2 separate regions of the Homo sapiens genome follow, and region 1 is linked to region 2. A link is a contact called in ENCODE Hi-C data. All regions are on one chromosome and are shown on one strand. The core of a region is the stretch at or near the end of the contact, and the rest is flanking DNA. Distances in the headings are between cores, read along the strand shown. Region 1 overlaps CCDC171 (coiled-coil domain containing 171). Region 2 holds the start of SNAPC3 (small nuclear RNA activating complex polypeptide 3).

Region 1 (6,485 bases), core at 1,055-3,554, 310 kb before region 2:
TTTTCAAAAACAGTTTGGCAGTTCCTCAAAAAGTTAAACATAGAATTATCATATGATCTAGCAATCCTATTATCTAGTCTTCATACACACACACACATTCTCAAGCCCCATAATGGTTATTTAATTTTAAAACACTATCTTCATTACGTAAATTTAACACATCAAAAATATGTGCCAAAAATAGTATGTGCCTGGGTTTATTGTTTTGTTTCTAAAGCACTGTAAATTATAAAATACCCTTTGGATAAGCCATACCCTCAAAAGAACAGAGTTCTTTTTATCGGAAGACTGGGAATAAATATGTCAATACAGGCAAGATGTCTGGTTTGCTTACTGTTAAGAGATATTACCTCTGACTGTGGAAAATTAGCAATATTACCTCTAAATTCTGATGTGTCCTATATCTCCCTTCTTTCTGTGCTTTCAGATCCTGGCAACAGGGCCCAGGTTGGCTCCAGTCTCCTCTGCTAAGCCTCCTCAAACTTTGACCATCTATCTCCTCTTCTAAATGTATAGCATTCTTTTGGCAACTAATTATGTACAGCCTATGATAAACCTTGTATTATTTACTTTTTCATGTATCTCCCCAATTATATTTTACACTTTTTGAGGAAAAAAATATATAGTATACCTCTTTGTTACTACCACAGCATGCAACACAGTGTGCTATATATTTGGTATATAACATATATAGTTTTTTATTAATATTAACTAAATTATGTAAAAATTATCTTGATATTCTTATCTACAGTAGCAATTTATGATATAGTGTATTAAAACTTCAGTTTCTCAGAAAAAAAAAATCCGAGAAATACAAATTAAGAGAACTACCATTTGTGGGTGGCTGACAATGTAGCACTATTTAGATTTTTCATACATTATCATGTTTAAACATTAATCAAGAATCACTTAAAAATGTGAGTTCTGGCCAGGCACAGTAGTTCACACCTGTAATCCCAGCACTTTGAGAGGCCAAGACAGGCAGATGGCTTGCGAAAATATGGCAAAACCCAATCTCTACGAAAAAATACAAAAACTTAGCCAGGTGTGGCGGTGCATGCCTATAGTCTCAGCTACTCAGGAAGCTGAAGTGGAAGGATTACCTGAGCCCAGGAGGTCAAGGCTGCAGTGAGCCGAGACTGCAGCAGTGCACTCCACCTGGGTGACAGAGTGAGACCCTGTTTCAAAAAGAAAGAAAGAAAGAAAGAAAGAAAGAAAAAGAAATGTGAGCCGGGCACCGTGGCTCACATTTGTAATTCCAACACTTTGGGAGGTCAAAGCAGGTGTACTGCTTGAGCCCAGGAGTTCAGGGCCAGCCTGGACAACAGGGCGAAACCCCGTCTCTACTTAAAAAATACAAAAATCAGCAGAGCATGGTGGCGTGCCCTGTAGTCCCAGTTACTTGGGAGGCTGAGGTGGGGGAATCTCTTAAGCCTGGGAGGTTGAGGCTGCAGTGAGCTATGATCGCACGACTGACCTCTAGTCTAGGCAATGTAGTGAGGTACTAGCTCCAAAAAAAAAAGGAATATGAGTTCCATAAATATGAAACTGAGGTATCACTATACCTATTTTCAGATATTGCTTTATATATAAAAATAGCATATATTTCTAAAAGAAGCAGTATTACAATATAATGCAAAAGGGACTGGAAGATAAGGATGGTAAAAACGTACTAAAACAGTCCATAACATTCACTTTGTAATTTCTAAATGCCAAGCAATGGGCTAGACATTTCACATATGGTTATGTTTCTTCTAATCCTGTCCCTAGAACTTCCTTACTACACAAGTAAGTAGTATCAGTTGTCTGAACCTCAGATTCCTCGCTTGTAAAATAGAAATGATACTTAAATGACCTATCTCATATGCCTGTGGTAGGGCTTACATAAGGAGAGACATACAAAATATGCAAAAGCATTGAAAATTATATCAAGCACCACGCCAATTCAACTGCTAATATTATAATTAACAAAAACAATTTCTAAAGCAATTATTTGAAAAGTAGTCAGAAGTCTCTTCCACAATTTCATTAGAGGTATCCATTCCCATGGACTCACAGTCTATCAGAACATAGTGTACACGTGATTGTAACTAACTCTCTGAATCGCTGCAGGCTGGCGTGTATACCTTAAGGAATTATCACCTCCAACAATATCAATAAGCTCCACTTTATCTCTGAATATTCTTGGAGTTCAATTATGAAGAAAAAAGTTTCAACATCTAATAACACTTTTATGACTCACCTGGATTCCTTGCCAAATACACTCTCAATACCACAGTAAAAGAAGAATAAAATGCAATATAGCATGATGAACCTGAATCTCCCTGAGTTTTGTTCTCCATTCTAAACTCACTTGATTTTACTAAAATGTCAAATAAATCTAAAGTGTTTACAATAAACATTACATCAAGGGTAACCCTTAATTAACTGACAGTAAAAAAAAAACTTTACTTCTAGAAAGGAAGTCCTTGTTCCAATAACTATCTTTTTCAAATAGAAAAGAAACAAGAACATAAATGCTAAGATTACAAAAACAAAGTTAGTAAATGGAATGGTATGTGGCACTGGGCCCAGATACTTTAGTAGGCATAGACACTTGAGATATATTTACATGATGGCTCAACGTATTTAAATTCAAGAATTACCCAACATGTGGCTAGCAAACTTTACCCAGTGCTAAAGACATGCTGTGATAGTAAAACCAGTCTGCCTTCTCTACAAATTTCATTTTTCTAGTAGCATTTACACTAACTGTTTTAAAGCTTCGACATTAAAAAAGTCTTAGAAATATTAGATTCTTACAAACACTACTTTTCTAACATCTACTACATTTTTTCAGATAAAAGCAATCAAATCCAAATATTGTTTTTTACTTTAATTTAGTGTCTTTTACTAATTGCTTCTTTACAATGGCCAAATATTAAACATAAGACTCTAAGAATAGGTCATTTGTTTCCCAGCAGATGGAATATACTTATGGTTATGCTCATCTGACACCAAACATCCTCTATAACTCACAATCCTATATAACAACTGCGGATTTTTTCCCCTCATGTCCTTATCAACATAATTTTTGAAAATGTATTAAGTAATGTAAAATGAAAATTTTTTATTTGCATTGCACTTTTGGTGGTAAAAGATATAGAATTAATCATAACAAAATTTCCTAAAATAAAATTTACAGGTCCTATAATATGTATTATAATAACAGTTTATCAAACATAATACCAAAATAAATTGCTGCAGTGTATTCAATTATATTTGATAAAAAAGCAAATATGTACATAAATAATACAGAATATATGCCTATTTATTTATTTATTTATTTATTTTTAAATGGAGTTTCGCTCTTGTTGGAGTTTCGCCCAGGCTGGAGTGAAATGGCGCAATCTCGGCTTATTGCAACCTCTGCCTCCTGGGTTCAAGTGATTCTCCTGCCTCAGCCTCCCAAGTAGCTGGGATTACAGGCATGCGCCACCACGCCTGGCTAATTTTTTGTACTTTTAGTAGAAACGGGGTTTCTCCATGTTGGTCAGGTTGGTCTCAAACTTCTGACCTCAAGGTGATCCACTTGCCTCGGCCTCCCAAAGTGCTGGGATTACAGGCATGAGCCACCACACTCAGCCTCCAATTTATAATAGTAATGTACTTTTACAGATAATTAAAATGATCATTTCCATTTGTATACAGATGGGTCAAAGACTAAGGTATTACACATTCTTCAGAGAAAAGTCTTCAATGAGAGCTTCTCCTAAAACATTAGCATTTGTGATGACTGATTCTCTTACTTCAAAAAATGAACTGCAGCTGGGTACAGTGGCTCACGCTTGTAATCACAACACTTAGGGAGACCAAGGAAAGAGGATCACTTGAGGCCAGGAGTTGGAGACCAGCCTGGGCAACATAGTGAGACCTCATCTCTACAAAAAAATTTTAAAAATAAAATTAGTTAGGCATGGTAGTGCATGCCTACAGTCCCAGCTACTTGGGAGGCTGAGGTGGGGGACCACTTGAGCACAGGAGGTTAAGGCTGCAGTGAGCCGTGACTGTGCCACCATACTCAAGCCAGGGCAACAGGGCGAAAGTGTCTCAAAAAGAGAAAAAAGTGAATTGCTATGCCTTCTGGTAGATTTTCAAAGAGTTCAGGACATTGATGAAAAAAGAAGTTGGAAGACTCACACTACCTGATTTTAAACTTAGTAAAAGGTTAAATCAGTATAGTATTGAAAGAAAAAAAGAATTAGACACATAAATAAATGGAACAGACAAGAAAGTCTAGAGATAGATTGACACAAACAGTGAACTGATTTTTGATAAAGGTACAAGGGCAATTCAATAAAGGACAGTGATTTCAATAAATGTTACTGGAATGGACATGAATACGCAAAAAAAAAAAAAAAACTGACCTTAATCGATACCTCACACCTTTACAGAAACTAACTCAAAATTGATCATAGACCTAGATGTAAAACCTAAAACTATAAAACATATAGGGAAAAAAATGGTGCCTATAATCTTAGGCAAAGAGTTCTTACATGTAATATCAAAAGTATAACCCATAAAAAAATTGATAAATGGGTCATAAAAATTTGAAACATTTGCTTTGCAAAAGTACTGCTAAGAGAACAGTAGAAAACATTTACAAATCATGTATCTGAAAAATGACCTGAACCTCCGGTATGTAAATAACTCTCAAAATTTGACGATAAGAAAACACACAATCCAATTAAAAACTGAGCAAAATATCTGAACAGATAACTCACCAAAAAAGATATACAGATAGCAAATAAACACATAAATAAATGATTAATTTATTAGGCAGTAGGGAAAATGTAAATCGAAATCACAATGACATGGCATTACACACCTATTATAATGGCTAAAATTCAAAAGAAAAAAATGATGAAGTCATATGTTGGCACAGGTGCAGACCAAATCAAAATCTCTTACATTGCTAGTGAGAGTGCAAAATGATATAGTCACTTGGAAAAACAACTTAATAGTTGCTTAAGTTACACTTACCATATAACCATATAAATATACACTTACCATATAATCTAGAAATCAAACTCCTAGGTATTTACCCAAGAGAAATGAAAATTTATGATCACACAAAAACCTTTCCATGGATGTTTAAAGCATCTCTACTCATAATTGCCAAAACTAAAAGCAATCCAAAGGCCCATCAGCAAGTATTTGGATAAAATTTTACAGCCATACAATGGGACATTATTCAGCAGTAAAAAGGAATTAACTACTGATATATGCAACAATGTGACTGAATCTCAAATATATTTTGCTAAGTGAAAGTAACCAGACCCAAAAGGCTATATACTGTATGAGTCCATTTATATGACATTCTGGAGAGGGCAAAACTATATAGATGGACAAGTCTGTGGTTTCTAAATATGGCCAACTGTTTTTTCACAAAGGTACCAAGGCTATTCAGCTAGGAAAGTGCTGAACAAGTGAAGTGGGAACAATAAATGAAGAGGGAAAAAATGAAACTCTTCCTAACAGCACACACAAAAATTAATTTGAGAGGGATCACAAACTTAGACGTAAAAGCTAAAACTATGAAACTTCTAGAAGAAACAAGACATTATCTTCCCAACCTTGAAGTAAGGAAAAATCATTTCACATATATAAACAAATAGCCAAAAGAGAAAAAGATTTGTAAGTTGGACTTCATCAAAATTTTAAAACTTATGATCATCAAAAGAAACACTGAAAAGGCAAGCAAGAGATTCAGAGAAAATATTGTGATGCATATACATGACAAAGGATATGTATCCAGGATATGTAAAGAACTCTTAGAAATCAATAATAAAAACCAAATATCTCTATTTTTTAAATGAGAAAACAGTAGAAGAGATACTTTACAAATGAAGATATGTGAATAGCCAATAAGTATATGAAAGGTGCTCAGCATCATGAATTACCAAAAAAATGCAACTTTAAATCACAATGAAACTCCATTTTAAAACCACTATAATGACTAAAATTTAAAAGACTGACAATACCAAGTGCTGCAGAGGATGTAGAACAATGGAAACTTACATGTGTTGCTGGTGGGAATAAAAAATGACACAAGCATTTTTTAGAAACTTTTGACAGTTTCTTATGAACACACATATATCCCATGACCTGGCAACTGCACTTTAGTAATTAAGCGAGAGAAATAAAACCATATGTTGACAAAAGACTTGTACAATAATGTTTGTGGCAATTTTACTTACAATATTTAAAAAACAGAAACAACTCAAATATCCATCAACCCACAATCCATCAAATAGTGGTGCTGTGATAAAATGGAACGCTAGTGACCATAAAGAAGAATGAAGTACTGATTCACACAACAACGTAAATGACATTATGCTCGGAACATTAATATTGAGTGAAATTAGTCAATCACCAGACTATTGAATGATTCCACTTACATGAAATTCAAGAACAGGTGAAAACTAATCTACATGACAGGCATC
Region 2 (6,206 bases), core at 1,201-3,700:
GAATCGCTTGAACCCGGAGGCAGAAGTTGCAGTGAGCAGAGATCACGCCACTGCACTCCAGCCTGGGCAACAGAGTGAGACTGCATCTCAAAAAAATAACGTAACATAACATAACATAGAAGTGGTATGTTTCAGATGGGAGAGAGGCCACATGCATCCTGAGCCATCTGAAAGAGAAAGTGGTTGAAAATAAATCTGGAAAGGCAAATTTGGGATATATGTGGAAGGCTTCAAATGTCTAGCTAAGGAGTTTGAAATTTTTCCATATAGGAGATGTAGGGCCATAGACCATTTTTAAGCAAAATGGCTTGCTCAGGCGACAGCATGATGGATAAATCAGTGGGAGAAATGACTGTACTTATCAAAGACACTTAAGAACCTTGCACAGTGCTCCAGGTGTTGCTGCTGTAAAAGTCAGCAGTAGGGACCAGGGGAACAGATTTAGCAGTTATTATGAAAGAAAACCCAAGTAGAGTTGAAATGACTGCCTGAATATTTGAGGGGGATAATAGCGTAGGATCAAGAACGACAGAACATAGCTGAGGTAGTATGAAATAAGTGGACTATAAATTGGAAATTATAAATTTCACTATTACATGCACAATTTCTCTATATTATCATACAACAGTGCCTCTCAAAGAGTGGTAGGCAGACCAGAATTCATCTATGACCTATTTGTTAACCAATCTGTACAGAAAATGACAGTAAGCATTTAGAAACTTCCATTATCATTGAATAATTTTGTCTATTGAATTTAATTAAAAATTTGAACTTATATTGTGTTTGTCTTTTTTAATTCCATTTTTCTAGTAATTCTTTTTATAGTATTTTATCAAAGCATAAATCTGTCAAAGATTAAAAATTTTTAAAAACAAGAACTGTCCTTTACCACAAATAGTTTGAAAAACACTGTCAGAGTATTTAGGTTGCCCCCCAGATCTAAGTAGATTACCTCTATAAACAAACATTCAAAAATATTAAAAAATAAACACAAGTTTGAATATGGACTGAATATTATAGATTATGTATTTACGGTTTTCTTAGGTATAATAATACCACAATAATTATGTAGGAGAATGATACTTTTAGAAGCTATATGCTTATGTATTTACGGGTAAATTATCATGTCTAACTTACTGAATGGGGGATAGCAAAATGAAAAAACACACAGCAGGCATCCCATACACACGGCTAAAGTAAATATGGTCAAATATTAAGAACAGCTGAATTTAAGGGGTGGGTATACAGACAACAATCAATACTGCACTTTCAACTTTTCAAAACATAATGTTGAAAAAATGTTTAAATAAATAGGTCATAAAAACCAAGTCCTCCATACCCCAAAGTCACCAGGTCAGTATTCTCCGGAATGACTTCTGGATCCTCACCGTCCTCAAGGCATTTCAGTTTATCAAGGCTAAAACAAAAAGGAAAAGCAATACTTTAAGGTCGACTCTGCATCTGGTTCACAGCGAGTTAGGGTTGTTTTCCTAAATACATTACTGAATTACGAAGTCAGATAAAATCCAGCAGGCGGCTCAGAGAGGCCAGAACTTAAGACAACGATTTCTGTGATTATATTTTATAATGAAAAGGCCGATGAAGGCAGCCAGTACTGTTAAATGGAGAAAGAGATTAAAGTTATTTTTATATTTTCATCCCCAAATAAGGCACTTTTAAGAAATATTTCAGTAACAGAATACCCGGAAGGTCCCCAAAAGAAACCAGTTAGTCGGGGTTTTAACACTCCTCTGATGAAGTCTCCCGCAGCTTCACCATTACTCAGGTTCCTCCATTGTCAAAGTGTCTGTCAATGGCAGGTACACGTCGCTGTTGCCCTGATTGCTTTTCTTTATTAACAAGCACTCTTAGAATAAGCAAATGGAAAAACTAGTCTTTGATGCAGCTGTCTTGTCCCTTTGCTCCAACTCGTAGAAACTGTGCATTCGGGTCCCAGGACTTCTCCTGGTGTCCCAGGAAGGCTCCAGCGGGTTGAAAGCTTTAAAGGGTAATACTCCTAGCCCAGGTCTAAACCACAGGCCCTTCTCAGGGATGAGTCCCAGAGGAGCGCACGAGCAAGGCTGCACCCTGTTTGACCCCAAGCTGCAAGAGCCCCTTTGCTCCGCACTCACCCGCACACCGCCCTCAGCTCAGCCGCCGCCTCCAGGCTGCAGTCCAGATCCCTGGCCACCGCGGCATCCTCCCGGTCGGAGTCAGCTGCCTGGCTCCCAGGCAGAGCGGATGCCGGCGGCTCCCTCAGCGACAAGTCCCCGGCCCCGCGCAGACGGCCCCGCCACAGCTCCCCAAAGGCGCCCACATGGAAAGCGCGCGTATTTAGCTCGGGAAGCTCATACTCTGGAAAGTTGCAGCCGCCACTGCCGGAGACTGGGTCCTGCCTGCCACCCACCCCGCTACACGTAGGGCCACCTCGGCTTCCTTCAGCCATGTTCGCCCCACTCCTTCCCCTGCAAAAGCCTGCAGATCAAGGCCTCGCAGAGCGTGATGGAAGTTGTAGTTGCTTGGGGCGCCCGGCCGGCGAGCGGCGAGGCGGCGCGGGCAGGGCATCAGAAACTACATTTCCCGGCAGGCCATGGGCAGGCCCGCCCCAGGGCGCGGCACCGCGAGGCTCTACGTGCAGGGCGCAGCATTGTTCTCCGACCCGGGCGGTGCGGGAACCGTTGCGGCTGTCGGTTAACCGCAGCGGGTGGGGCTGGGTTTCTGGTCCCCGAGTTACGTAGCAACTGTCTCTGCCCGGTAGGGCGGCCTCGCCAGGCGCTTAGGCCCCGTTCCTTGCGGCTTTCGGACTAAGGGGTGCAGGGCTTTTTCTTGACTGGGGTTCAAGGACTGCTCTGCTGCCTGATTGCTTTAGAGCCTAAGAAACAAGGAGGGCGAGGGCCGAGACCAGGGACACGACCAGCCCTCCAGATCTGGTTCTTTCACAAGCTCCGCAGAGGCCCCATGTTGGTGTGCGTGTGCAGTAGTGTTTCAGAGCGTCTGTGTATCACACGCTACATGATTAACCCTAATGTATGTTTTTAATGTTTTTAAAAATTACAACAACCTTTCCGGATAGGGCGTATCACCCCGTGTTGCTGTTGAGGAAGGATTTACCTGCGGGGAAAATAGAAGCAGGATCGGAACTCAGTCTGGCTTCAGATGGAGCTCTCTCCATTTCTCAGAGGCCCTGAAGGATACAGCAGGACATACTATTTATTTATTAGACTGTAATCACATGCCATATAATTCACCCATTTGAAGTGTTCAGTGATTTTTGGTATATTCACAGGCTTGGGCAACCATCACCACTATTTGAGAGCATTTTTACCACTCGAAAGAAGAAACTTGTACTTTTTAGCTATCACCCCTGATCCTCCCAACTCCTCCAGCCCTAGCCAACCAAGAACCTACTTTGTCTCTCTAGATTTAACTAATCTGGACATTTAATATAAACGGAATTATATGGTCTTTTGGTGGCTGGCTTAATGTTTACAAGGTTTGTTACAGGTAGTTAGGCATGAGCAGGGCAGGAGAGGGCTCTTCCCTCACCCACTAGGAATGTGGGGTGATGCTTAGGCATTTATCACATTGCCTCTAAAAGTGATAAATTGGCAGCCGGTGCCAGGGAGAGGCCATTTCCTGATGGCCCACACCTGTTGCACTAAAGTGCTCGTTGAATGCAGGTGACAGGGAGAAGCAACTTCCTGGGCATATGCATTAAGAGACAAAATCGGGGAGTATGACCTTTCAGGGGGACTCTATCGGAAAAGGGAAGAAAGCCTCAGATGGGCACGCATACAACTTCATACATATTGCGCTGTGCTCACTTCCCAAGGGTAAGGAGGGCACTGCGCATGGAGGCAGCCCACCCTAAGGGAAGAATCATGGGAAAGGAGCCAGCCTGTAAAGTCCTAGGATCGAGGTCAATATCACAGTTGACCTCAGTGACAGCTTGGGACTCTTCCGAGCGTGCTTTCCTTTCTTTCCTAAAGGCCTTTTAAATAAGCTTCCACTCCTGCTCTGAAACTTGCCTCAGTCTCTTTTTGTGCCTTATTGCCCCTCGGTCAAATTCTTTCTTCTGAGGAGGCAAGAACTGAAGTTGCTGCAGACCCATACAGATTTGCCCTGGTAACTTGGATACCTGCCACCTGTAACACGTTCATCCATTTTGTAGTATGTGTCAGTACTTCATTCCTTTTTTGGCTGAATAATATTGCATTGTATGTATATGCCACATTTTATTTATCAAAAAGTTTTTACCTTTTGGCGTTGCTATGAACATTCATGTACACATTTTTGTGCAAATACGTTTTCATTTCTCTTGGGCATGTGCCCAGTAGTATACAGTCAGCCCTCCCTATCTGTGGGTTCTGCATCCTCCAATTCAACCAACCACATATCAAAAATTACAGTATTCCCAGGTTGCAGAACCTGAGGATAAGAGGAATTTTCCTATGGGCGGATTCCACAGGGCTGACTGCAAGAAGAGCATCTGTCAATTTTGGAGTCCACAGGGGTCTTCGAAACAGTCCACCCTGCAGATACCAAGGGATTTCTGTATTTATGGAACTCTATTTTCAACTATTTGAGGAACTGCCAGATTTTTTTAAAGTGGCTGTCCCATTTTACTCCCCTCCCCAGCAGGATTCTCCACATCCTTGCCAACACTTATCTGAACTTTTTATTATAACCGTGTCAGTGAGTGTGAAATGGTGTTTCATGACTTTTTATTTGCATCTCCCTAATTATATTGATGGAACACGTTTTCATGTGCTTATTGACCATTTGCATATTTCTTTGGGGAAATGTATATTCAAGTTCTTTACCAATTTTTAAATAAAGTTATTGTGTTTCCATAGGAGCTCTGGTTTTTTTTTTCTTTCTTTTTTTTTTTTTTTTTTTTTGTTTTGAGACAGAGTTTCCCTCTTATTGCCCAGGCTGGAGTGCAATGGTGCGATCTTGGCTCACCGCAACCTCTACCTCCTGGGTTGGAGCGATTCTCCTGTCTCACCCTCCTGAGTAGCTGGGATTACAGGTGCATTCCACCACACCTGACTAATTTTTTTGTATTTTTAGTAGAGATGGGATTTCATCATATTGGTCAGGCTGGTCTAGAACTCCTGACCTCAGGTGATCCGCCCACCTCTGCCTCCCAAAGTGCTGGGATTACAGGCGTGAGCCACTGCGCCCGGCCTTCTGGTTGTTTTGTTGTTGTTTGTTTGTTTGAGATAGTGTCTTGCTTTGTCACCCAGACTGGAGTGCACTGGCACAATCAAGGCTCACCGCAGCGTGTCAGGCCTCTGAGCCCAAGCTTAGCCATTATATCCCCTGTGACCTGCACATATACATCTAGATGGCCTGAAGCAACTGAAGAACCACAAAAGATGACATTCCACCATTGTGATCTGTTCCTGCCCCACCCTAACTGATCAATTGACCGTATGACAATACACCCTCCCCGCCCTTGCGATAACGTACTTTGTAATATTCTCCCTGCCCTTGAGAATGTACGTTGTGAGATCCACCCCCTGCCCACAAAAAAATTGCTCCTAACTCCACCGCTTATCCCAAACGTATAAGAACTAATGATAGGCTGGGTGCCGTGGCTCACGCCTATAATCCCAGCACTTTGGGAGGCCGAGGCAGGAGGATCACAAGATCAGGAGTTCGAGACCAGCCTGGCCAATATGGTGAAACCCCTTCTCTACTAAAAATACAAAAATTAGCTGGGCGTGGTGGCAGGTGCCTGTAGTTCCAGCTACTTGGGAGGCTGAGGCAGGAGAATCGCTTGAACCTGGGAGGCAGAGGTTGCAGTGAGCTGAGATTGCGCCATTGCACTGTAGCCTGGGCGACAAAGTGAGACTCCGTCTCAAAAAAAAAAAAAAGAAAAAACTAATGATAATTCCATACCCTTTGCTGACTCTCTTTTCAGACTCAGCCCGCCTGCACCCAGCTTTATTGCTCACACAAAGCCTGTTTGGTAGTCTCTTCACACTGACGCGTGTGACACAGCGTAGACCTCCCAGGCTCAGGTGATCCTCCCATCTTAATCTCCTGAGTAGCTGGGACTACAGGTACGCTGTCATCACATCCAGTTAATTTTTTTATTTTTTTAGAGAAGAGGTTTCACCATGTTGCCCAGGCTGGTCTTGAACTCCTGGGCTCAAGTTATCCTCCTGCCTTGGCCTCCCAAAGTGCTGGGATTACAG

Evidence for each region. Hi-C counts contacts between places; a loop is a spot of excess contacts on that map.
Region 1: a loop to region 2 is called in a map of PC-9, with 4 times the contacts of the local background. The contact joins the enhancer-like site here to the promoter of SNAPC3 in region 2. A Hi-C loop is called at or near these places in 1 of 168 maps with a recorded cell type or tissue (PC-9).

The regions. Positions count from the first base shown.
Region 1 is chr9:15,731,395-15,737,879 of GRCh38, reverse strand. All of the region lies in intron 16 of CCDC171 (coiled-coil domain containing 171), which reads right to left. Among named protein-coding and RNA genes, the nearest start is that of CCDC171, 180 kb to the right of the region's middle. Within about 2 kb of position 2,304, at least 3 of the 41 ENCODE cell types and tissues checked have a DNase peak (open chromatin) inside an H3K27ac peak, as active enhancers do; they include PC-9, where a contact is called at or near this core.
Region 2 is chr9:15,419,120-15,425,325 of GRCh38, reverse strand. It overlaps SNAPC3 (small nuclear RNA activating complex polypeptide 3), which reads right to left and starts at 2,450. Exons shown (of 9, transcript NM_001039697.2): 1 at 2,133-2,450; 2 at 1,340-1,417. The coding sequence starts at 2,446. RefSeq lists enhancers at 1,974-2,093, 5,904-6,206 and a silencer at 2,434-2,723.